Regions from separate parts of the Homo sapiens genome. Here region 2 is linked to region 1. A link is an interaction called in ENCODE POLR2A ChIA-PET data of the cell type or tissue named here. Cell type or tissue: A673. All regions are shown on one strand. Each heading gives the region's core, and the rest is flanking DNA. Links, peaks and the distances in the headings are about the cores only.

The links. ChIA-PET counts read pairs that join two places held together with the same protein. Peaks named below come from ENCODE experiments on the same cell type or tissue, not always from the same donor. Only the 100,000 strongest peaks of a DNase experiment are listed, where the experiment ranks them.
Region 2: POLR2A ChIA-PET joins it to region 1 with 14 read pairs; 11 of 35 experiments call an interaction of 5 or more read pairs at or near these places.

The regions. Positions count from the first base shown.
Region 1 is chr19:42,371,673-42,382,753 of GRCh38, reverse strand. It overlaps MEGF8 (multiple EGF like domains 8), which reads right to left. Exons shown (of 42, transcript NM_001271938.2): 42 at 3,989-7,247. The coding sequence ends at 5,979. Among named protein-coding and RNA genes, the nearest start is that of CNFN, 13 kb to the left of the region's middle. In A673, for the core only: no CTCF peak of the experiment used is centred there; no DNase peak of the experiment used is centred there.
Region 2 is chr19:42,298,513-42,309,593 of GRCh38, reverse strand. PAFAH1B3 (platelet activating factor acetylhydrolase 1b catalytic subunit 3) reads left to right here and starts at 6,970. Exons shown (of 5, transcript NM_002573.4): 1 at 6,970-7,362; 2 at 7,555-7,644; 3 at 9,307-9,423; 4 at 9,502-9,624. The coding sequence starts at 7,285. It overlaps PRR19 (proline rich 19), which reads right to left and starts at 7,462. Exons shown (of 3, transcript NM_199285.3): 1 at 7,091-7,462; 2 at 1-15. The coding sequence starts at 9. RefSeq lists a silencer at 6,856-7,075 and enhancers at 6,629-7,283, 7,236-7,365, 7,446-7,495. In A673, for the core only: no CTCF peak of the experiment used is centred there; DNase peaks (open chromatin) are centred at 6,993 and 7,523; H3K4me3 peaks cover 1,444 bases; H3K27ac peaks cover 2,385 bases.

The DNA.
Region 1 (11,081 bases), core at 1,650-9,649:
TGGGAGGCCATGGTGGGTGCATCACCTGAGATCAGGAGTTCACAACCAGCCTGGCTAACATAGTGAAACCCTGTCTCTACTAAAAATACAACAATTAGCCAGGTGTGGTGACAGGCACCTGTAATACCAGCTACTTGGGAGGCTGAGGCAAGAGAATCGTTTGAACCCGGGAGGCAGAGATTGCAGGGAGCTGAGACCACGCCATTGCACTCCAGCCTGGACAACAAGAACGAAACTCCATCTCAAAAAAAAAAAAAAGCAAAATAGCAAGTGCCAAACGCCTGCTCTCTCACTGCCTTTTCTGATCACTTTCCAGCATGCAGCATCATTTACTTATTATTGGGCACCACACTGGCTTATCAGCTCCATGAGGGCAGAGACCTTATTCACTACTCTGTCCCCAGCCCCCAGCACAATGCGGGGCCCATTCTAGGCAATCAGAAGACATTGGCTTAGAAAAGGAAAGCAACTTTGGAGGTAACGTGTGGGGCAACAGAGACAGGCTTGTGTCACAATCTGGCTCGTCTCTTAATTAGCCCTGAGTTCTTAGTCAACAGAGCTTTCGAATGGGCAAAATGGAAAACCAAGCTGGCACCTCCCAGTGATGTTGGCAAGATAAGATTCACACCAAGCACCCAGCACAGTGCCTGGAGGGCTGTAGGCCCTCAGTAAAATATTCCCTCTATCCCTGAAATCCCCAGGGGGTTTGGAGCTGCACATAGCCTAGAACCAGGCATCCAGCCTTCCATGCCCAGACTCTCTCCCACCTCAGCATACGCCACTTGCACTCAGGTATGTGCAGGGAGAAGTGACGGCAGAGGGCTGACGTGGAGGGAGGAACACGTACCATAGAGCACTTGTGAGAGTCGGAGGGAGTGTGGCTATGCATCCCAGAGAAAAGGCCCAGTCGTGGTGCAAATCATCTGCTTAGGAGGGCAAAGTCACAGGATGACTGCTAGGAAGACACTTCACCTGAGAGGTCCACGCATAACACAGAGGAGTCCTAAAGAATCTTAGCTCCTTTCTGCTCATGCAGGTGGAACTCCAAGCCCTCAGGACTCCCTCTCTCAGGGCAGCAAATCTCACACTCCTTAGCTTTCTAGTTGGTATATTCTGCATTATCCCTAGCAGAAATTGGCTATTGTTTTTGTTTTTTGAGACGGAGTTTCGCTCTTGTTGCCCAGGCTGGGGTACAGTGGTGCAATCTCGGCTCACTGCAACCTCCACCTCCCGGGTTCAAGCGATTCTCCTGCCTCAGCCTCCTAAGTAGCTGGGATTATAGGCATTCGCCACCACGCCCAGCCAATTTTTGTACTTTTATTTATTTATTTTTATTTTTATTTATTTATTTTTTGAGACAGAGTCTTGCTCTGTCGCCTAGGCTGGAGTACAGTGGCATAATCTTGGCTCACTGCAAACTCTGCCTCCAGGTTCAAGCAATTCTCCTGCCTCAGCCTCCCGAGTAGCTGAGATTACAGGCGCCCACCACCATGCCCAACTAATTTTTGTATTTTTAGTAGACACAGGGTTTCACCATGTGGATCAGGCTGATCTCGAACTCCTGACCTCGTGATCCGCCTGCCTTGGCCTCTCAAAGTGCTGGGATTACAGGCATGAGTGAGGTGGACTGTTGACCCTTTTGATTTGTGGTTACAGATGCTTGGAAAAGCCTCACCCTTCCTGCTGTGAGGTACAGGTAGTCATGTGGCATCACCTCTAAACGTGTGCTGGGACAGCTTTCAGCTATGTCGACCTAATTTAAGGGGTCCTTCCTTGGGAGGTGGAAGAGCCTGGTGGTCAGGCACATAGGTCTGAGAGTCAATTGACAGCTCTCATGCAACAGCTAAACCATGTCTATGACCTTTTGTTTTCTCATCTGCAAATGGGGATTACGGGTTACTGACCTCATATGATTGCTGGAGAGACCAAATGAAACCACAGCAGTATGCTATGCAAACTGTCCAGCATGTGCTGCTCAGTTCATATAAATGCAAGTCCACGATCATATCCTGGAGGGTAGGTGCTACTAATAGCTCATAAAGGCAAAACTCACGTGAGGTCAAGGTAACCCCTGGAAATCCCTTAAATTGCCCACAAAGTATGAAGATACCATGTTAAACCTGGGCAATACAGCGAAAACCTGTCTCTACAAAAATACCAAAAAAAAATAGCCGGGCCTGGTGGCGTGCATCTGTAGTCCCAGCTACTTAGGAGGCTGAGGTGGGAGGATCACTTGACCCCAGGAGGTTGAAGCTACAGTGCGCCAAGATCACATCACTGCACTCCAGCCTGAGTGACGAAGCAAGAGCATCTCCGAAAAAAAAGAAAAAGAAAATACAGTGTTATTCCTGGCCCATAATGGAGACTCACACACCCTCTGGGTCCCACACATCGTCCTCCGCTGAGCACCTGATGAAGAAACCAGCTTGCACTTTGGAGCCGGGATGTGCAGAAAAGATACATTGTTTAACACACCCAGCAAGATGCCTATGCTGCTGAGGCTGATGGAGAGGACAGAGATCTCCAGCTCCCACCTGGGAGGAATCAGGGATTTTGTTTGCCTAGGTGCATGCCAGGTAAAGCAGCTCTCATGATGCTTTCGGTTTTGACTGTGACTCTAATGGATTAGAGAAAGCTCACTGGGCTGGGCGCGGTGGCTCACGCCTGTAATCCCAGCACTTTGGGAGGCGGGCGGATCACGAGGTCAGGAGATCAAGACTATCCTGGCTACCACGGTGAAACCCCGTCTCTACTAAAAATACAAAAAATTAGCCAGGCGAGGTGGTGGGCACCTGTAGTCCCAGCTACTCGGGAGGCTGAGGCGAGAGAATGGCGTGAACCCGGTGGGCAGAGCCTGCAGTGAGCCGAGATTGCACCACTGCACTCCAGCCTGGGCAACAGAGCGAGATTCCGTCTCAGAGAAAAAAAAAAAAAAAAAAAGAAAGCTCATTGTGCTAGGGTCTCATTTCATTCTCAGCCCTGTCTGGTTTGAACCCTTCTATTGGGGCCCAGAATAAAATCTGTGCCTGGGCTAGGCATGGTGGCTCACACCTATAATCCCAACACTTTGGGAGGCCAAGGTGGGAGGATCACTTGAGCTCCAGAATTCAAGACCAGCCTGGGCAACATGGTGAAACCTCATCTCTACCAAAATTACAAAAATTAGCTGGGTGAGGTGGTACACGTCTGTAGTTCCAGCTACTCGGGAGGCTGAAGTGGGGGGATCGCCTGAGCCCAGGAAGTTGGGGCTTCAGTGAGCAATGATTCCATCACTTCACTCCAGCCTGTGTCACAGAAAAAGAGACACCCTGTCTCAAAAAAAAAAAGAAAAAGGCCAAGTGCAGTGGCTCATGACTGTAATCCCAGCACTTTGGGAGTCAAGGTGGGCGGACCACTTGAGGTCAGGAGTTTGAAACCAGCCTGGCCAACATGGTGAAACCTTGTCTCCTCCAAAGATAGAAAAAAATTAGCCAGGCATGGTGGCGCGTGCCTGTAATCCCAGCTACTTGGGAGGCTGAGACATGCAAATCACTTGAACCCGGGATATAGAGGTTGCAGTGAGCCAAGATCACACCACTGCACACTAGCCTGGGCAACAGTGAGACTCTGTCCCCTCAAAAAGCAAAACAAAACAACAACAAAAAGCCGTAGCTGGGACCAAGGCAGCCTGTTTTCCCTCCTGAGCCAAACTGGGGTTTCCCTGAGGAAGATCTAGGGAAGGGTCAAATTCCACTGCCCACGTCTGCCCTCAGCGCGTCCCTTCTGGGAAACAAGAGCTGTTTATTGGTATTTATTATGCTTCTGTTGGGGCATACCCTTCCCCCTTCCCCCTTCCCCCTTTAAGAGGGGCAGCCAGGAACAAAGCCACCCCAGCTTGGAAGTGGCACCATCATAAGGGCAATTATCCAAGTTATCCAGCATGCGGGGCTGGGTCAGAGTTGAGACCTAGCCCTGCTGGGACATGTGCAGACGCGCTCAGACACCTGGGTTTTCCCCATACTTTTTATTTGTTAATTTCATCACCCCCCTCTTCTTCTGATGTGGTCCCCACCACCTCTGACATGCACGCATTGGCTAGGGCCTCTCACACTGAGGCTCCACGCGAAGGGAAGATGCAAAGTCCAGTCCCTCCAGGAGCTAGTGATGGAAGTCTTGGGAAAGGAGAGTCCCAAGTTCAAGAAGACAGCTAGGGTAGAAGGGAGGGAGGTCCTCAAGGGGTAGAGGACAGGAGTCCAAGGAGGTGGCTCAGGTGCGGGGTGGCGCCTCAGGAGAGCCCAGAAATCTTCCAGGCAGCACTGTCTGGAACAGGGCTGTGCACTGACGGTACCGGCATTTTCATCCCCAACCTCAGTGGCCCCCATGCCCACCTGGGGTGGGATCTCAGGCAGAGGTTTTGTCCCCTCTGAGGCTCCCCCACAACACGCCTCTGTTGTTCCAGCTTTGCTGTGTGACCCTGGTCCCCGGTGAGGTAACACCACCACTGAGCTTTATCCCTGCAGCCTGGGGGTCCTATTCACCTCTGGGCTGTCTCAGGGTGCCATCTGTCTCTTTCCAGCTGCTTCCCTCGCCAGCGCTATCAATCCCCCCATTCAATTTCTGCTGTTGAAATATTCAGTGTTTCTGTATCCCTAGTTGGACCTGAGTGAAGAGATGTCTGAAGGGCATCTCATGTCAAGAACCAGACTCTGATCTTCCTCACAAGCCTCAGTCTGCCCCATTCAATTAACGATCCCCTCAGCCACCCACAGTTCAGGCCACAAAGCTAGGGGTCATCGTGGTTTTGTCTCCTCCCTCACCCTGACATCCACACCATCATTTATATTCTTCCATACACATCCCACATCTGAGCCAGACTCCCTCATTGCCAGCACCCTACTCCAGCCCACCATCCCTGCTGCCCCTCTTGTCCCTCCGGTCCATTCTCCACAGCACAACTGAGTGACCTCTTAAATTTTTTTTTTTTTTTTGAGGTGGAGTCTCGCTCTGTCACCCAGGTTGGAGTGCAGTGACGCAATCTGAGCTCACTGCAACCTCCGCCTCCTGGGTTCAAGCGATTCTTCTGCCTCAGCCTCCCGAGTAGCTCGGACTACAAGTGTGTGCCACCATGCCCAGCTAATTTTTGTATTTTTAGTAGACATGGGGTTTCACCATATTGGCCAGGCTGGTCACGAACTCTTGACCTTGTGATCAGCCCACCTTGGCCTCTCAAAGTGCTAGGATTATAGGCATGAGCCACCGCACCCGACCCTCTTAAATTCTTAAATAGGTACATCGGATCCTGTCACTCCCCTTCATCAAACCATCCAACAGCTTCCCATTGCCCTGAGAATAAAACCCAAAACCCTATGTGGGGCCCACAAGGCCCTGGGTGATCCAGCCCCTGACTATCCCCAGCCTCATCTCCTCACACTTGATCTGGGTCACACTTACCAGTTTTCTGGTCCTTCCAATAAAACAAGCCTGCTCCCACCCCAGGGCCTCTGCCTTTGCTTCCCAAAGCTCTTCCCGTAGCTGGTTCTTCTCAGGCGTTCTCAGTCTAGCTTCTTTGAATGCCCAGCTGACTTCACCCCATCGTCCCTCACTGCCACATCCTCTGGAGGCCTCACAGTGCTTCTCCCTCTCTGAAGCCATCTTACTTGTGTGTGCACATGTGCATGTGTTCATGTGTGTATGCGTGTGGGGTGTGTGCATGTGCACTGATTGTCTCCCTTCACCAGAACCTAAGTCCCATGAGATCAGGGAACCTCGTCTCTTGGTTCCTGCTTTGCCCCACGCCTATGACAGTGCCTGACAGAGTAGGTACTCGATAAATAGCTGCTGAATGCAGAACAAAGGAGGCCCCATCTGGGCAACCCTGGGGGAAGGGGGCCAGTGGTCTCCAAGTAGACAGTGTCCAGGGGCCCCCAGGTGGAGGGACCCCAAGTCCAGGGCGGCCCTATCAGGTGACCCAGCTGCTGTGGATGAGAACCCTGGGCATGTCAGAGGGACATGCTGGTGAGGTTGTCCTGGCTCAACAGTCCCTTCCGGCCCGCACCAGTCCCATGCCCACTGCCCCCAGCACCCCCACCACCCCCACAGTACTCGTGCAGCCTGTGCCGCAGTGTGACGAGGGCTGACCCCAGGCAGGCGCCGTTGGGTGCATGGGGCCCGCCAGGCAGCTGGAGCAGCAGTGTGGCCACGCCAGCCATGCCATCTTCTGTGGGCTCGAGAGTGATGGGCCCAGCTCGCAGCCCAGCAGTGGTGGCGGGGATGGCTGGTGGGCAGCAGCCCCCTCCCATGGGTCCCCAGGGCCCACCGGCCCCTGTCAGCAGCAGGGGTGCCAGGAAGGGCTCAGAGCGGCGGAAGGCGGGAGGTGGGAGCCCAGCCGGCTTCCAGGCGGAGGCCGGGGCAGTAGGGTCAGGTGGGAAGCAGACGGTGACCTTGGCGAAGGGGCGGCTGGCCATCTTGGTCATCTCCTGCAAGTGCCGGCGCTGCTCCTGCCGCTGGTCCAGAGCCTGCTTGGCCTTCCAGAGGAGCACACAGAGTGAGAGGAAGAGGAAGAAGCAGGAGAAGAAGACGGAGAAGAAGACAAACAGGTCAATGTGGGCCTGGTCCTGCCGGAAGAAGAGCAGGCCCTGCGAGTCGGCTGAGCCGTTGGCGCCGGGCCCACTTGGGTCTCCCACGCCCAGCAGCAGCAGGTAGAAGCGGCTCGACTTGAGGGCATGGTGCTCGTGTGGGTAGGTGATGACCAGCCGGTCCCGCACGCCGCGGACCACCAGCACTGCCGACGGCTCCGTCACCGTCACGTAGGTAATCAGGCCCCGCGGCCATACCTCCCGTACCCGTGGCTCTGCTGGGGCGCCCGGCCCACTGCTGGCCCCTGCTCCTCCTGGATCCCCAGCCCCCCGGGGCCCACCATCTGCAGGGGGTGGTGGAGGTGGTGGGGCTGGGGGTGGCTGGATGTGTACAGTATGGACGCCAGTGTCAGGGGCCACACGGACCACGAAGGTGTCATAGGAGGTGGAGACATAGAGGTCCACGGCCCCGAAGGTCACGTCCAGCGTCAGGCGGATGTCCACGTTGGTGAATTTGGGCTGCACGCCAAAGAGGACAGTGCGGCCGGGGCCTAGCGCCCGGCGTTTGGGCTCATGGAAGCAGTTGGTCTGGGACGTGGGGTCCAGGCAGCACTCCTGCTCCACCGAGATGAGGCGGTAGCACTGCTGGCCGCCCAGCGGACTCCCGTGAAATGATTCCCGGCACTTGGCGCACTGCGGGCAGGGTTAGAGGCGGTGACCATCAGGGCTGAGTGCGGTGCCAGCCTGTCCCCCAAGCAGCAGTGACGAATACTCTATACCCACTGCTAAGTAGCCATTGCCCTGGGCCTCACCCCCACTGCCCCAGTCACTTCCCTGTGACCCCCCGGACCTTCTCTGCCACAGTGTAGACCTTGCCAGGACCTGGCACTCCAGCACTGCTGCCCCTGGTGCCACCCTAGTGACCTGAGCACCCTGATACTGAGGCCTCTGGCACTCTGAGGCACAGCAGTGAAGAACGCGGCTGCATTCTGGCTCTACCTCCTTGTTAGCTGTGTGGCCTTGGACTAGTGACTTAACCTCACTGAGCCTGAGCACACAGACTTAACCCATGAGCTCTGCACACAGGGAGTAACCACGGCTCGCTCACAGGACCACTGAGATCATGTGCATGGCACTCGGCGCAGGGTCAGCCAGCCTCGCCTGCCTGCCTGGATGCTTCTTCTATACTGTGCCAGGCGCCCTCCCACCCTGGGGCCTTTGCACTGGCGGACCCTCTGCCTGCATGGTTCTCCTGTCACTTGTCAGCTTGTCAAGCCCCCTTGCCTCCTTCAGATCTTTGCTCAAGAGCCTCCTTCTCACCTAGGCCTTCCCTGGCCACTGTGTCCTGCGTCTACCATTCCCACTCCCCAACAGCCCTAGCCCCCGCTTCCTACTTAACTTTCCTTAGCGCTCCTCGCTGTCTAACACACGAGCATCTGACTTGTTTGTTCATTTCTGATGCCTCCATGAGAATGCAAACTCCTAAAGACAGAACATTTGCCTGCTTTGTTCCCTACTGTGTCCCCAGCAACCTGCACGGTGCTTGCCATATACTAGGTGCTCAATGACTGTGTGCTGAATGAATGTGTGGCTGGATAGATAACGGCTATGATTCCTGTGGCTTAGTGGAAACCACTCAAGTTCTGAGATCAGACCAGGGTCACTCCAGGCACCAAGCCTAACTGACCACCTGATCTGGGGTGAGACTTTTTTTTTTTTTTTTTTTTTTGAGACAGAGTCTCGCTCTGTTGCCCAGGCTGGAGTGCAGTGGTGTGATATCGGCTCACTGCAACCTCTGCCTCCCGGGTTCAAGCGATTCTCCTGCCTCAGCCTCCCGAGTAGTTGGGATTACAGGTGTCCGCCACCACACCCAACTAATTTTTGTATTTTTAGTAGAGAAGGGGTTTCACCATGTTGGCCAGGCTGGTCTCGAACTCCTGACCTTAAGTGATCTGCCCGCCTCAGCCTCTCAAAGTGCTGGCATGAGCCACTGTGCCCAGCTAGGACATTTAATGTCTCTGAATCTGTCTTCCTCTTAAGTCTGTACCCCACTGAGGCCCCAGCACAGTCTTGCAAAGCCTTTCATATCTATGCTGTCACCACTGTCTACACAGCACAGCATCCAGCTCTGTGGCAGGCGCTCCTGGCATTCTAGTTATTACTGCAATCACTATTAGAACCAAGAGAAAACAGACGCAGTGACTCATGCCTGTAATCCCAGTGCTTCAGGAGGCTGAGGCAGGAGTGCCGCTTGAGCCCAGGAGTTCGAGACCAGTCTGGGCAACATAGTAAGACCCCCGTCTTTAAAATTTTTTTAAAATTAGCCAGGCATGGTGGTGTGTGCCTATAGTTACAGTTACTCAGGAGGCTGAGGCAGGAGGATCACTTGAGCTCAGGAGTTCAAGGCTGCAGTGAACTATGATTGCGCCATTATACTCTAGCCTGGGTGACAGAGTAAGCCCTGTATCAAAAAAAAAAAAAAAAAAAAAAAAACCCAAAAGCCCAACCAGGCACGGTGGCTCACGCCTAGAATCCCAACACTTTGAGAAGCCAAGGTGAGTGGATTGCTTGAGCTCAGGAGTTCAAGACTAGCCTGGGCAACATGGTTAAAACCCCATCTCTAAAAAAAAAATTAGCCAGGTATGATAGCACATGCTTGTAGTCTCAGCTACTCAGGAGGCTGAGGTGGGAGGATGATGGAAACCAGGGAGGCAGAGGTTGCAATGAGCTGAGATTGCACCACTGCACTCTAGCCTGGGTGAAAGAGCCAGACCCTGTCTTAAAAATAAATACATTAAAAAAAAGAACCGGCCGGGGGTGGTGGCTCACGCCTGTGATCCCAGCACTCTGGAAGGCCAAGGTGGGCAGATCACAAGGTTAAGAGATCAAGACCATCCTGGCCAACATGGTGAAACCCTGTCTCTACTAAAAATACAAAAATTAGCGGGGGGTGGTGGTACGTGCCTGTAGTCCCAGCTACTCGGGGGGCTGAGGCAGGAGAATCGCTTGAACCTGGGAGGCGGAGGTTGCAGTGAGCCAAGATCACGCCACTGCACTCCAGCTTGGCGACAGAGTGAGACTCCGTCTCAAAAAAAAAAAGGAACCAAGAAAAACTGCTACTTCTAAGCAGCCAACAGACCTGGTAGAGGAGGAGGTCTGATTTAATCTCTGAGACTCCCTGGTAAAAGCCAATAGGCCTTTCCCTTATCAAGAAAGCAGAAACTCTGGGCTGGGTGTGGTGGCTCACGCCTGTAATCCCAGCACTTTGGGGGGCCAAGGCAGGTGGATTGCCTGAGCTCAGAAGTTTGAGACTAGCCTGGGCAACATGGTGAAACCCCATCTCTACTAAAATACAGAAAATTAGCCAGGCATGGTGGCACACGCCTGTAGTCCCAGCTACTCAGGAAGCTGAGGCAGGATAATCACTTGAACCCAGGAGGTGGAGGCTGCCTCGAGCAAAGATCCCACCACTGCACTCCAGCCTGGGCAACAGAGCAATACTCTGTGTCCAAAAAAAATTAAATTAAATTAAAAATTAAAAAAAAAATAAAAAAGCAGAAATTCTGGCCCAGGATAGAAATGTTAAGGGTCAGTAAGGCTTGTAAAACTGTTGCCATTTGGGGTGGCAGCTATTATGTTTGCAGCTATTATGTTTCTGTAGATGGGTAAGGAAGACTGAGAGCAAGGGACTTTCTCTTCCCTCTGGGACTGGAGAGAGAAGGTGGCGGGGAGGTGGCGGGAGTTGTCCTCTGAGGAAGGAGCCTGGGACATCATGGAGGCAAGTCTGGAACACAGCAGCCAGCCAGGTGGCCAGTGCAGGCACTCCAGGAGCCTCTGTGCAGAAGAAAAAGGGAAATGCACTCGAGGGGAATTTGAATCTGGGTATTAAATGATATGAGATCTCTGCTAGCCTCAGTTCATCAGAGGGGGTCTGCCAACTGGGAAGAATCTGCCTGAAAATGAAGCCAATGCAGAGGAAAGCAGAGTCAAGATGCAGAGAGACTTCTGATGGCATTGTGTGAGCACCCGGATATAGCCAGTCCTGAAGGCAGACCCCAGACCCTCAGTTCTAAGAGTCAATACATTTTCTTTTCTTCTGTTGTGTGTGTGTGTGTGTGTGTGTGTTTGTTGTTGTTGTTGTTGTTGTTGTTGTTGTTGTTTTGAGACAGAGTCCTGCAGCCTCGACCTCCTGGGCTCAAGCAATCCTCCCACTTCCACCTCCCAAGTAGCTGGGACCACAGATGTGCACCACCATGCCAGGCTAATTTTTAAATTTTTTTTCAGAGATGGGGTTGCACTATATGGCCCAGGCTGGTCTTGAACCCCCGGGCTCAAGTGATCCTCCCGCCTCAGCCTCCCAAAGTTCTGGGATTACAGACATGAGCAACCATGCCCAGCCCATTTTCTTTTTTCGGTTGAGCTACCATGGGATAGATTTTCTGGCATGTGCCACCTTTAGCTGTGACTACCTGTAATGGAGACTGTCTCCCCACCAGTCTGAGAGTCCCCCAGAGGCTCATATCTTGG
Region 2 (11,081 bases), core at 3,082-11,081, 75 kb after region 1:
GGTATCCATGGTGTCCTGGAATATAAAGATAGGGTGGCCATCAGCATGCAGATAAGTCAAGGGGAGTAGCAAAGTGAATAGGGAGGGCTGGGCGCGGTGGCTTATGCCTGTAATACCAACACTGGGGTAGGCCAAGGCAGGCCGATCACTTAGGCCAGGTCACTTTAGACCAGCCTAGCCAACATGGCAAAATGCTGTCTTTACTGAAAATACAAAAATTGGCCAGCCGCAGTGGCCCATACCTATAATCCTAGTACTTTGGGAGGCCAAGGCAGGCAGATTACCTGAGGTCAGGAGTTCGAGACCAGCCTGGCCAACATAGTGAAACCCCATCTCTACTAAAAATACAAAAATTAGCCAGACGTGGTGGCATGCACCTGTAATTCCAGCTACTCAAGAGGCTGAGGCAGGAGAATCACTTGAACCCAGGAGGTGGAGGTTGCGGTGAGCTGAGATCATGCCATTGCACTCCAGCCTGGGCAACAGAGCAAGACTCCATCTCAAAAAAAAAAAAAATTAGCTGGGCATGGTGGTGCACGCCTGTAATCCCAGCTACTCAGGAGGCTGAGGCAGGAGAATTGCTTGAACCCAGAAGGCAGAAGTTGCAGTGAGTCACGATTGTGCCACTGCACTTCAGTCTGGGCAATAGAGTGAGACTCCATCTCAAAAACAAAACAAAACAAAACAAGTGAATAGGGAGATGTTTTGGGGTGTGGTGGGAATACTATTTAGAATGACCAGATGAGGCCAGGCATGGTGGCTCAAATCTGTAATCCTAGCACTTTGGGAGGCTGAGGCGGGAGTATCGCTTGAGGCTAGGAATTCAAGACCAACCTGAGCAGCAAAGTGAGACCCTCATCTCTACAAAAAATAAAAATAAAAATTAGCTGGATGATGCCAGGTGTGGTGACTCATGCCTGTAATCCCAGCACTTTGGGAGGCCAAGGCGAGCAGATCACTTGAGGCCAGGAGTTCGAGACCAGCCTGGCCAACATGCCGAAATCCTGTCTCTACTAAAAATACAAAAATTAGCTGTATGTGATGGTGCGCGCCTGTAATCCCAGCTACTCTGGAGGCTGAGGCAGGAGAATCGCTTGAACCCAGGAGACGGAGGTTGCAGTAAGCCGAGATTGCGCCACTGCGCTTCAACCTGAGTGACAGAGTGAGACTCTATCTCAAAAAAAAAAAAAAAAAAAAAAAAAAGCTGGATTCGGTGGCCCACACCTGTAGTCCCAGCTGCTAGGGAAGCTGAGGTAGGAGGATCACTTGAGCCCAGGAGTTGGAGGTTACTCTGAGCTATGATTGCATCACTGTGCCCCAGCCTGGGCAAGAGAGTGAGACCTTGTCTCTTAAAAGAGAGAGAGAAGATGAGAGAAAATAAGTGAGCAGAGAGAGATTGGAAAAGGTTTGGTCAGATAAGGAATCACAGGGGTAAGATGAAGTCGAAGGAGTCACAGCTAATGGGAAGATAAGCCAGGAAACAGAGAGAGGCTATTAGGAACAGGGACATGGGGAAACAGTTAAAAGATGGAGGGTGAGCCGGGCGCGGTGACTCACACCTGTAATCCCAGCACTTTGGGAGGCCGAGGCGGGCGGATCACCAGGTCAGGAGATGGAGACCATCCTGGCTAACACGGTGAAACCCCATCTCTACTAAAAATACCAAAAATTAGCCGGGCGCGGTGGCGGGCGCCTGTAGTCCCAGCTACTCGGGAGGCTGAGGCAGGAGAATGGCGTGAACCCAGGAGGCGGAGCTTGCAGTGGGCCGAGATCGCGCCACTGCACTCCAGCCTGGATGACCGAGCGAGACTCCATCTCAAAAAAAAAAAAAAAAAAAAAAAAAAAAGATGGAGGGTGGGGGCCAGGCGCAGTGGCTCACGCCTGTAGTCCCAGCACTTTGGGAGGCCGAGGTGGGTAGATCATTTGAGGTCAGGAGTTCGAGACCAGCCTGGGCAACATGTGAAACCTCGCCTCTACTAAAAATACAAAAATTAGCCGGCGTGGTGGTGAATGACTGTAATCTCACCTACTCAAAGAGGCTGAGGCAGGAGAATCGCTTGAAATCGGGAGGCGGAGGTTGCAGTGAGCCGAGATCGCGCCACTGCACTCCAGCCTGGGGGACACAACGAGACTCTGTCTCAACAACAACAACAACAACAACAACAACAAAAGATGGAGGGTGGTGAAGGGGTCATGAGATTGGAGGGATTTGGGGGACCAGAAAGTGATTCTGGACGGAGAAATCCAGGGGTAGACGAGGTACAGGGGAATGCAGAAAGTGGAAAGAGATAGTAGAGAAAGAGAAGCAGGAGAGGGAGAGCAGCAAGAGAAGTCTGGAAAGCCTGAGAAAACCTCAAGAGAACAGGAAGGGAGACAGAGGCGCGATCAGGGACAGGGCCTGATCACAAAGGAAGGGCCTAGGGTAGGAGAGGAAGCATGGTGGCCAGCCGCGGTAGGGCAGGGTGGGCAGAGTGAAGGGAGTGGGGTACGGTTGGCAGGAGCAGGGTGTGGGAAGGGCACCTCTCTCGCCCCAACGAACCCCGGCCCTTCCCACTTCACGTAGCTGTGGGGCGCAATGGCTTCTTTTCCGCGGTGACCCCAGCTCTCGAAGTCACCTGGCGCTGTTCCGGGCCTCGGGCTCCCCCACACGCATGCGCGTGCCCTTTCCATGCCCTTTGGCTTCGTGGCTCTGAGAGGACGGAAACCTAGCGGCGCGTGCCAGGGAAGCGCCGGTTATAGCCCCTCCCCTCCCAGCCTCAATTTCAGAAATCTCCCTTTCTTGGTCTCAGCACCTCCCAGCCCTCAATTGGCTGTGAGGTTCACTAGGTCCGCCCCCTTCCTGAATGCTGATTGGTTCAGATAGCTATCAGCGGTCTTTCGAGGGCTAGTTGAGACCAGGCGTGCCAAAGGGAAGAAGGGTCATGGTAGCCCCCATGCACAGCTGTCCCCCAAGCAGCCACAGACATAATCCCTAGAAAACTTATACAGTTGGCCGGGCGTGGTGGCTCACGTCTGTAATCCCAGCACTTTGGGAGGCAGAGGCAGGAGGCTGGCTTGAGCCCAAGAGTTCAAGACCACCCTGGACAACATAGGGAGACCCTGACTACAAAAAATAAATTAGCTTTGGGCGTGGTGGCTCACGCCTGTAATCCCAGCACTTTGGGAGGCCGAGGTGGGCGGATCACGAGGTCAGGAGATCAAGACCATCCTGGCTAACACGGTGAAACCCCGTCTCTACTAAAAATACAAAAAATTAGCCGGGCGTGGTGGCGGGCGCCTGTAGTCCTAACTACTCGGGAGGCTGAGGCAGGAGAATGGCGTGAACCCGGGAGGCGGAGCTTGCAGTGAGCCGAGATGCATTTCAGCCTGGGCGACAGAGCGAGACTCCGTCTCTAAATAAATAAATAAGCTGGGCGCAGTGGCTCTTGCCTGTGGGCCCAGCTACTTGGGAGGCTGATGCAGGAGGATCACTTAAGCCTAGGAGGTGGAGGCAGCAGTGAGCCATGATCACGCCCGCCTGAGGGAGACGGCAAGACCCTGTAAAAGAACAAAAATTAGGCCACATGCATTGGCTCACGACTGTATATTCAGCGACTCAGCAGGCTGGGGCAGGAGAATTGCTTGAACCTGGGAAGTGGAGGATGCAGTGAGCCGAGATCACACCACTGCATTCCAGCCTGGGTGACAGAGAAAGACTCCATCTCAAAAAAAAGTTAGTGTAGTGTTGTGATTCATAGCTAGGCTTGGTTTAAATGCCCAAAATGGCACAACTGGGCTGTGTGACCTTGGAAATGTTTGTAACTGGTCAGACTTAGTTTTCTGACCTGTAAAATTGGGTTGGTAATAAAACTACCTTCCTCATTTGGTTGCTAGAAGGATAAACTAGACCAATATGTCTAACTTGAAATGGGCCTGGTGAATGAAGAATGCCTGGAAGCTTTGTTTCTCACTAAGCTTTGCTTCAGGAACTGCTCCAACTTATCCTCTAAGACTTTATTTTTAAAAATTTTTTTCTCGGTTGGGTATGGTGGCTCACGCCTGTAATCCCAGCACTTTGGGAGGCCAAGGCAGGTAGATCACGAGGTCAGGAGATCGAGACCATCCTGGCTAACACAGTGAAACCTCTTCTCTATTAAAAATACAAAAAATTAGCCGGGCGTGGTGGCACACGCCTGTAGTCCCAGCTACTCAGGAGGCTGAGGCAGGAGAATCGCTTGAACCTGGGAGGCAGAGGTTGCAGTGAGCCGAGATCGCGCCATTGCAGTCCAGCCTAGGCGACAGAGCGAGACTCTATCAAAAAAAAAAAAAATTCTCTCTTATATCACTGACTTGAAGGCATAATTAAGACTTTTTTCTTTTCTTTTCTTTTCTTTCCTTTTCTTTTTGAGATGGAATTTAAATCTGTCACTGAGGCTGGAGTGCAGTGGCACAGTCTGAACTCACTGCAACCTCCACCTCCCGGGTTCAAGCGATTCTCCTGCCTCAGCCTCCCAGGTAGCTGGGACTACAGGCGCAGACCACCTTGCCCAGCTAATCTTTGTATTTTTTAATAGAGATGGGGTTTTGCTATGTTGGTCAGACTGGTCTTGAACTCCTGACGCCAAGTGATCTGCCCACCTCAGCCTCCCAAAGTGCTGGGATTATAGGAGTGAGCCACCGTGCCTAGCTGATTATGACTTCTTTTTTGGAGACAGGGACTCACTCTGTCACCCAACCTGGAGTGCAGTGACACCATCATGGGCCACTGCCACCTCATCTCCCAGGCTCAAGCTATCCTCCTGCCTCAGCCTCCCAACTAACTGGGACTACAGGCACTTGCCCTTTTTTTTTTTTTTTTTTTTTTTGAGACGGCGTCTCGCTCTGTCTCCCAGGCTGAAGTGCACTGGTGCCATCTCGGCTCACTGCAAGCTCTGCCTCCCAGGTTCACGCTATTCTCCTGCCTCAGCCTCCCAAGTAGCTGGGACAACAGGCGCCTGCCACCACGCCCCGCTAATTTTTTGTATTTTTAGTAGAGACGGGGTTTCACCGTGTTAGCCAGGATGGTCTCGATCCTGACCTCGTGATCTGCCCACCTCGGCCTCCCAAAGTGCTGGGATTACAGGCGTGAGCCACCGCGCCCAGCCTTTTTTTTTTTTTTTTTTTAGACAGGGTCTCACTGTGTTACCCAGGCTGGTCTCAAACTTCTGGGTTCAAGCGATCCTCGCACCTCAGCCTCCCCAGTAGCTGGGACTACAGGCATGCATCACTGCACCTGGCTCCCTCAGACTTTATTTGTTTGTTTATTTTTGTAATTAAGACAGAGTCTCGCTGTGTCACCCAAGCTGGGCCACTGTTGCCCAGGCTGGGCTGCAGTGGCGCGATCTCAGCTCACTGCAACCTCTGCCTCCCAGACTCAAGCAATTGTCCTGCCTCAGCCTTCCCAAGTAGCTGGGACTACGGGCGTGTGCTGCCATGCCTAGCTAATTTTTTTTTTTTTTTTGTATATTTAGTAGACACGTGGTTTCGCCATGTTGGCCAGGCTGGTTGACCTCAAGTGATCCGACCATGTCAGCCTCCCAAAGTGCTGGGATTACAGGCATGAGCCTCCATGCTGGCCTCCCTCAGACTTTAAAATCAAGCTATTCCACGATATTCCCCAAACCTAATAAGAAAGTGATTACCTGTGTCTTTTCTTTCTGCTTGCCCATTCTTCATTATCTTTCAGACCCAGCTGAGATACTACTCCTAGGAAACCCATAGTCCTCAGAGTCCTTCTCCTCTTCCTCCCCAGAGGTCCCTGTCTCTCCCTCAAACACAACTTTGACACCCCTACACCTCTGTGTCTGGATCTGTCTCCCTAAACACATTGGGACAAGGTCAGGAGCTGACCCACTCATTTACTACTCATTCAGCAAGCACTTGTGGAATAACCACTGTGTGCCCGGCCCAGTTCCAGGAAAGTGGATTGAAAACATAAACACAATGAATAACACTCATCTCTGTCTCAGTATCAATCCACCTCGAAGGAATGAATACATGGGAAGGTCCCACCTGGAGTGAGGCTACAAGAACATGACCAGGACGTTTAGCAGGGAGTGAGCCCCCCACCTGGTCCCAGAGAAGAGGGAGATCTGAGAAGACACTGAGGTCTGAGATTAATTTGGGGCAGCGTTGGGGGAGAGGCGCGACCCTAGGTGGCCTTGGCTATGGATGTAGGTTTCAGAGCTCAGACATACCCAGTTGGCCTGTGGGTTTAGAGAGAGTGTAGAGGCTGCAGATCTGCAAGATGATCTGCCGGAGGGACGCCAGACTGGACCTGAGCCCTGGAGGCGTCTCTAATTTCCTTTCTCTTTCTGCACCTTCTTCTACCCTCCAAGCAGGTCCTATGGTGTCTTGAATGCAAAGATATGTAGTTTATATGTTATGCCACGCGCGCGCACACACACACGGTGTTTTGAGTAGGGGTCCTGTGATGTCTTGAATGCAAAGATATGTACTTTAGATTTCAACACACACACACACACACACACACACACACACACACACACACCCACGGTGTTTTGAGTAGGGGAAGCCCACGAGTAGATAGGCTCACTAAAGCCCTGGCGCGGCCTTAGAGTGGCTCCTTAGAAGGGAGCCTCGAATTTTCACATTTTGTCATCTTCCTTTTCTGTCCCCCACATCAGTAGAAAATAGGAGCGTCCCCCCCAGCCAGGTGCATTCGAGCCACCCCTTCAAGGGAATATAAGAATGGACTCGTCCACTCGCTCCCCTCCCCCCACCACGTGAATGGGTCACCCCCCCCCCCGCAACAGTAGGTGGTCCCTTCCGCACATTTCACTCTGTACAGCAAATGGTTTCTTCCCATTTGCTAGACAGAGGGCTAGATTTTCCCCGCCCACTCTCGACTCTTCAGGTAGTTCGCCCCTCCCCGTGACCGGTGGGTGGTTTCTCCCTCCTCCCCGCCTCGGGAGCTGGATGGTCTCGCCTCTCCCTCCCCCCACCCCGTGCCGGGTGCGCGGCCTGGGAGTCAGCGGCCCGAGCGGGAAGCGCCGGGCGAGCCCACTGTGCGGCCGTCGTGGGGGAAGCGAAGGTTCCTGATTCCACCTACCTCCTAAGTGAAGGCTTCCGTCCCTGGAGAGGAGGCGGCGCCCTGTATCGGCCTTCGTCCTCCGCGGGTGTGCTAGCGTTGGGACGGTCCTTTGTTGCCGCGAGGGGTAGGAGTGGGCGTGGCGGAGCCAGCTCCGTTCGGAACACTCCCGGGCCGACCCGACTCGCTCATCCTGCAGGAGCTGCGGCGCCAAGATGAGTGGAGAGGAGAACCCAGCCAGCAAGCCCACGCCGGTGCAGGACGTACAGGGCGACGGGCGCTGGATGTCCCTGGTGAGCGTTCCCACCTGGGATATTGAGGAGTCCGGGGGCGCGGGGGGTGGCTCAGGAGAACGGCTGGTTCGTGCCACTCTCACTACCTGATTGGGAAACTGAGGGCAGTTGAGGAGGCGCTGCCTAAGGGAGCAGGGCGGGGCGGGCCCTGGAGCGTGCATGCCATTGACTCCCTCTCGCGCGCTCCCGCAGCACCATCGGTTCGTGGCTGACAGCAAAGATAAGGAACCCGAAGTCGTCTTCATCGGGGACTCCTTGGTCCAGCTCATGCACCAGTGCGAGGTGAGGGCAGTCCCTCTCCCCCTGCCCCATCCAGCCCTGTGTCCATGCTGACACATCTGGACCAGAACCCAGGCCAGGTGAGGTATTATGAGAGTACCCAGATTGGCCTCAGGCAGCCCGAGGCTCTGAGAATCTTGGTGTAAGGTGCAACATTCTATTGAGAAAGAAATGTATGCCTTGGTTTTATCAGATTGGATTTGTGTATAATGTACTAAGACCTAAAATGAGGCTTTCCTGCCATAGGCTTGCCTAAAGTGAGGCTCTTTCTTGTTTGCTTTAAGTAGTGCGCAGCCCTGTTGGGTTTACACAAAGCTATAGTCACTTTACAGGAAGCGAAGGGCAACTCTAATGGCACTCCACAAAGAGGACTCAATCATAATAATATCTTTCCACAAAGCATGTCCAACTGTAATGGGTTTCATCAAAATAAGTTTCAACTGTAATGCCATTGATTCAATGCATGGCTCAAGCAGACTGGATTTTCATGAAGTGAGTCTTGCTTCTATGGGGCTTGGTTTGTTTTGTTGGTTGGTTGGTTGGTTGGTTGGTTTTTGAGACAGGGTCTTGCTCTGTCACCCAGGCTGGCGTGCAGTGGTATGATCTCTGTTCACTGCAACCTCTGCCTCCTGGGCTCAAGTGATCCTCCCACCTTAGTCTCCGAGTAGCTGGGACTACAGGTGCACATCACCATGCACCTGGCTAATTTTTGTAATTTTTGTAGAGATGGGGTTTTGCCCTGTTGCGCAGGTTGGTCTTGAACTCCTGGGCTCAAGCAGTCCGCCCACCTCAGCATGAGCAACAGAGCCTGGGGCTTGGTTTAAAGTGAGAGACTCTAGGCAGGGTGTGGTGGCTTACGCCTGTAATCCCAGCACTTTGGGAGGCCAAGGCAGGCGGATGACCTGAGGCCAGGAGTTCGAGACCACCCTGGCCAACATGGCGAAATCCTGTCTCTACTAAAAATACAAAAATTAGCTGGGCATGGTGGCACATGCCTATAGTCCCAGCTACTTGGCAGGCTGAGGCAGGAGAATCGCCAGAACCTGGGAAGCAGAGATTGCAATGAGCCGAGATCGCACTACTGCACTCCAGCCTGGGCAACAAGAGCAAAACTCCGTCTCAAAAAATAAATAGGCTGGGCACCATGGGCTCACGCCTGTAATCCCACCACTTTGGGAGGCCGAGGCAGGTGGATCACCTGAGGTCAGGAGTTCGAGACCAGTCTGGCCCACATGGTGAAACCCCATCTCTACTAAAAATACAAAAAATTAGCTGGACGTGGTGGCGTACACCTGTAGTCCCAGCTACTCAGGAGGCTGAGACATGAGAATCACTTGAACTAGGGAGGCGGAGGTTGCAGTGAGCCGAGATAGTGCCAGTGCACTCCAGCCTGGGTGACAGAGTGAGACTCTGTCTCAAAAATAAAATAACTCTGTCTCAAAAATATAAAATAAAATAAAATAAGTGAGAGACTCTAATAGATTTCTATAAAGTGAGGTTCAGCCATGCTGGAGTTTGCTCCAGGTAAAATTTTAAGACTGCTTCCATGAAGTAAGGTTCTTCCATAATGGCATTTGGTTAACACCTGGACAGAGGGGGATGGTCCATGCGGACAGTGCCCTTGTGCCCCTACCACTTCTTGCCCACACCACTTCTTGCCCACAGATCTGGCGCGAGCTCTTCTCTCCTCTGCATGCACTTAACTTTGGCATTGGTGGTGACGGCACACAGCATGTACTGTGGCGGCTGGAGAATGGGGAGCTGGAACACATCCGGCCCAAGGTGAGCGGGGCTTGGGTGGGGCTCTAAAACATCTTTTGGCTGCCCCCTCACCGCTGCTTCATGTCTCTTTTTCCACAGATTGTGGTGGTCTGGGTGGGCACCAACAACCACGGACACACAGCAGAGCAGGTGACTGGTGGCATCAAGGCCATTGTGCAACTGGTGAATGAGCGACAGCCCCAGGCCCGGGTTGTGGTGCTGGTGAGAGGCTGGGAGAGTGGGAAAGGAAGAATGGCAGTGGTCTGGGACCCCCTCAGATATAGCCACAGTTGGCACAGTTCTAGGCAGCTTGACATAGAGCAGTGGCTTTTAGGCAGAATCTCACGTTGGAGCTTGCTATACCCTTCAGAGTGGCTGTGGTTGAGAATATGCTCCGAGACCAATTAGCCTTTTTTGCCCAGGGATGGCTTAAGACTTTGGGGGTATTGAAAAACTAAAAAACGGGCCAGGCACGGTGGCTCACGCCTGTAATCCCAGCACTTTGGGAGACCGAGGCAGGTGGATCACGAGGTCAGGAGATCAAGACCATCCTGGCTAACACGGTGAAACCCCATTTCTACTAAAAATACAAAAAAAAATTAGCCGGGCGTGGTGGCGGGCACCTGTAGTCCCAGCTAACTTGGCAGGCTGAGGCAGGAGAATGGCATGAACCTGGGAGGCGGAGCTTGCAGTAAGCTGATACTGTGCCACTGCACTCCAGCCTGGGCGACAGAGCGAGACTCCGTCTCAAAAAAAAAAAAATTAGTTGGGCATGGGCTGGGCGCAGTGGCTCATGCCTGTAATCCCAGCACTTTGGGAGGCCGAGGCAAGCAGATCACCTGAGGTCGGGAGTTCAAGACCAGCCTGACCACACGTGGAGAAACTCCATCTCTACTAAAAATACAAAATTAGCTGGGCGTGGTGGCACATGCCTATAATCCCAGCTACTTGGGAGGCTAAGGCAGGAGAATCGCTTGAACCCAGGAGGTGGAGGTTGGGGTGAGCCAAGATTGCACCATTGCACTCCAGCCTGGGCAACAGGAGCGAAACTCTGTCTCAAAAAAAAAAAAAAGCCGGGTGCGGTGGCTCACGCCTGTAAACTTGTAATCCCAGCACTTTGGGAGGCTGAAGAGGGTGGATCACAAAGTCAGGAGATCGAGACCATCCTGGCTAACAAGGTGAAACCCCGTTTCTACTAAAAATACAAAAAATTAGCCGGGCGTGGTGGCAGGCGTCTGTAGTCCCAGCTACTTGGGAGGCTGAGGCAGGAGAATGGCATGAACCCGGGGGGCGGAGCTTGCAGTGAGCCGAGATTGTGCCACTGCACTCCAGCCTGGGCAACAGAGCAAGACTCCATCTCAAAAAAAAAAAGAATTAGCTGGGTATGATGGTGCGCAAAACCTGTAACCCCAGCTACTTGGGAGGCTAAAGGAGAAGGATCACTTGAGCCCAGGAATTCAAGGTAACAGTGAGCTGTGATCATGCTACTGCACTCTCGCCCGGGTGACAGAGACCCTGTCTCACCAGAAAACAAAAGAAAAACCCTCAAAAAACCTTGAATAGGCCAAAAGTTGTCAGGCATTCCTGGGGTAAATCTAGGCTCCATCACTTGTAGGTAGCTAGGATATTTCCTCTTCTGAAAACGGATTGATCCCTTGGCATGAGCCATGATGTTGATA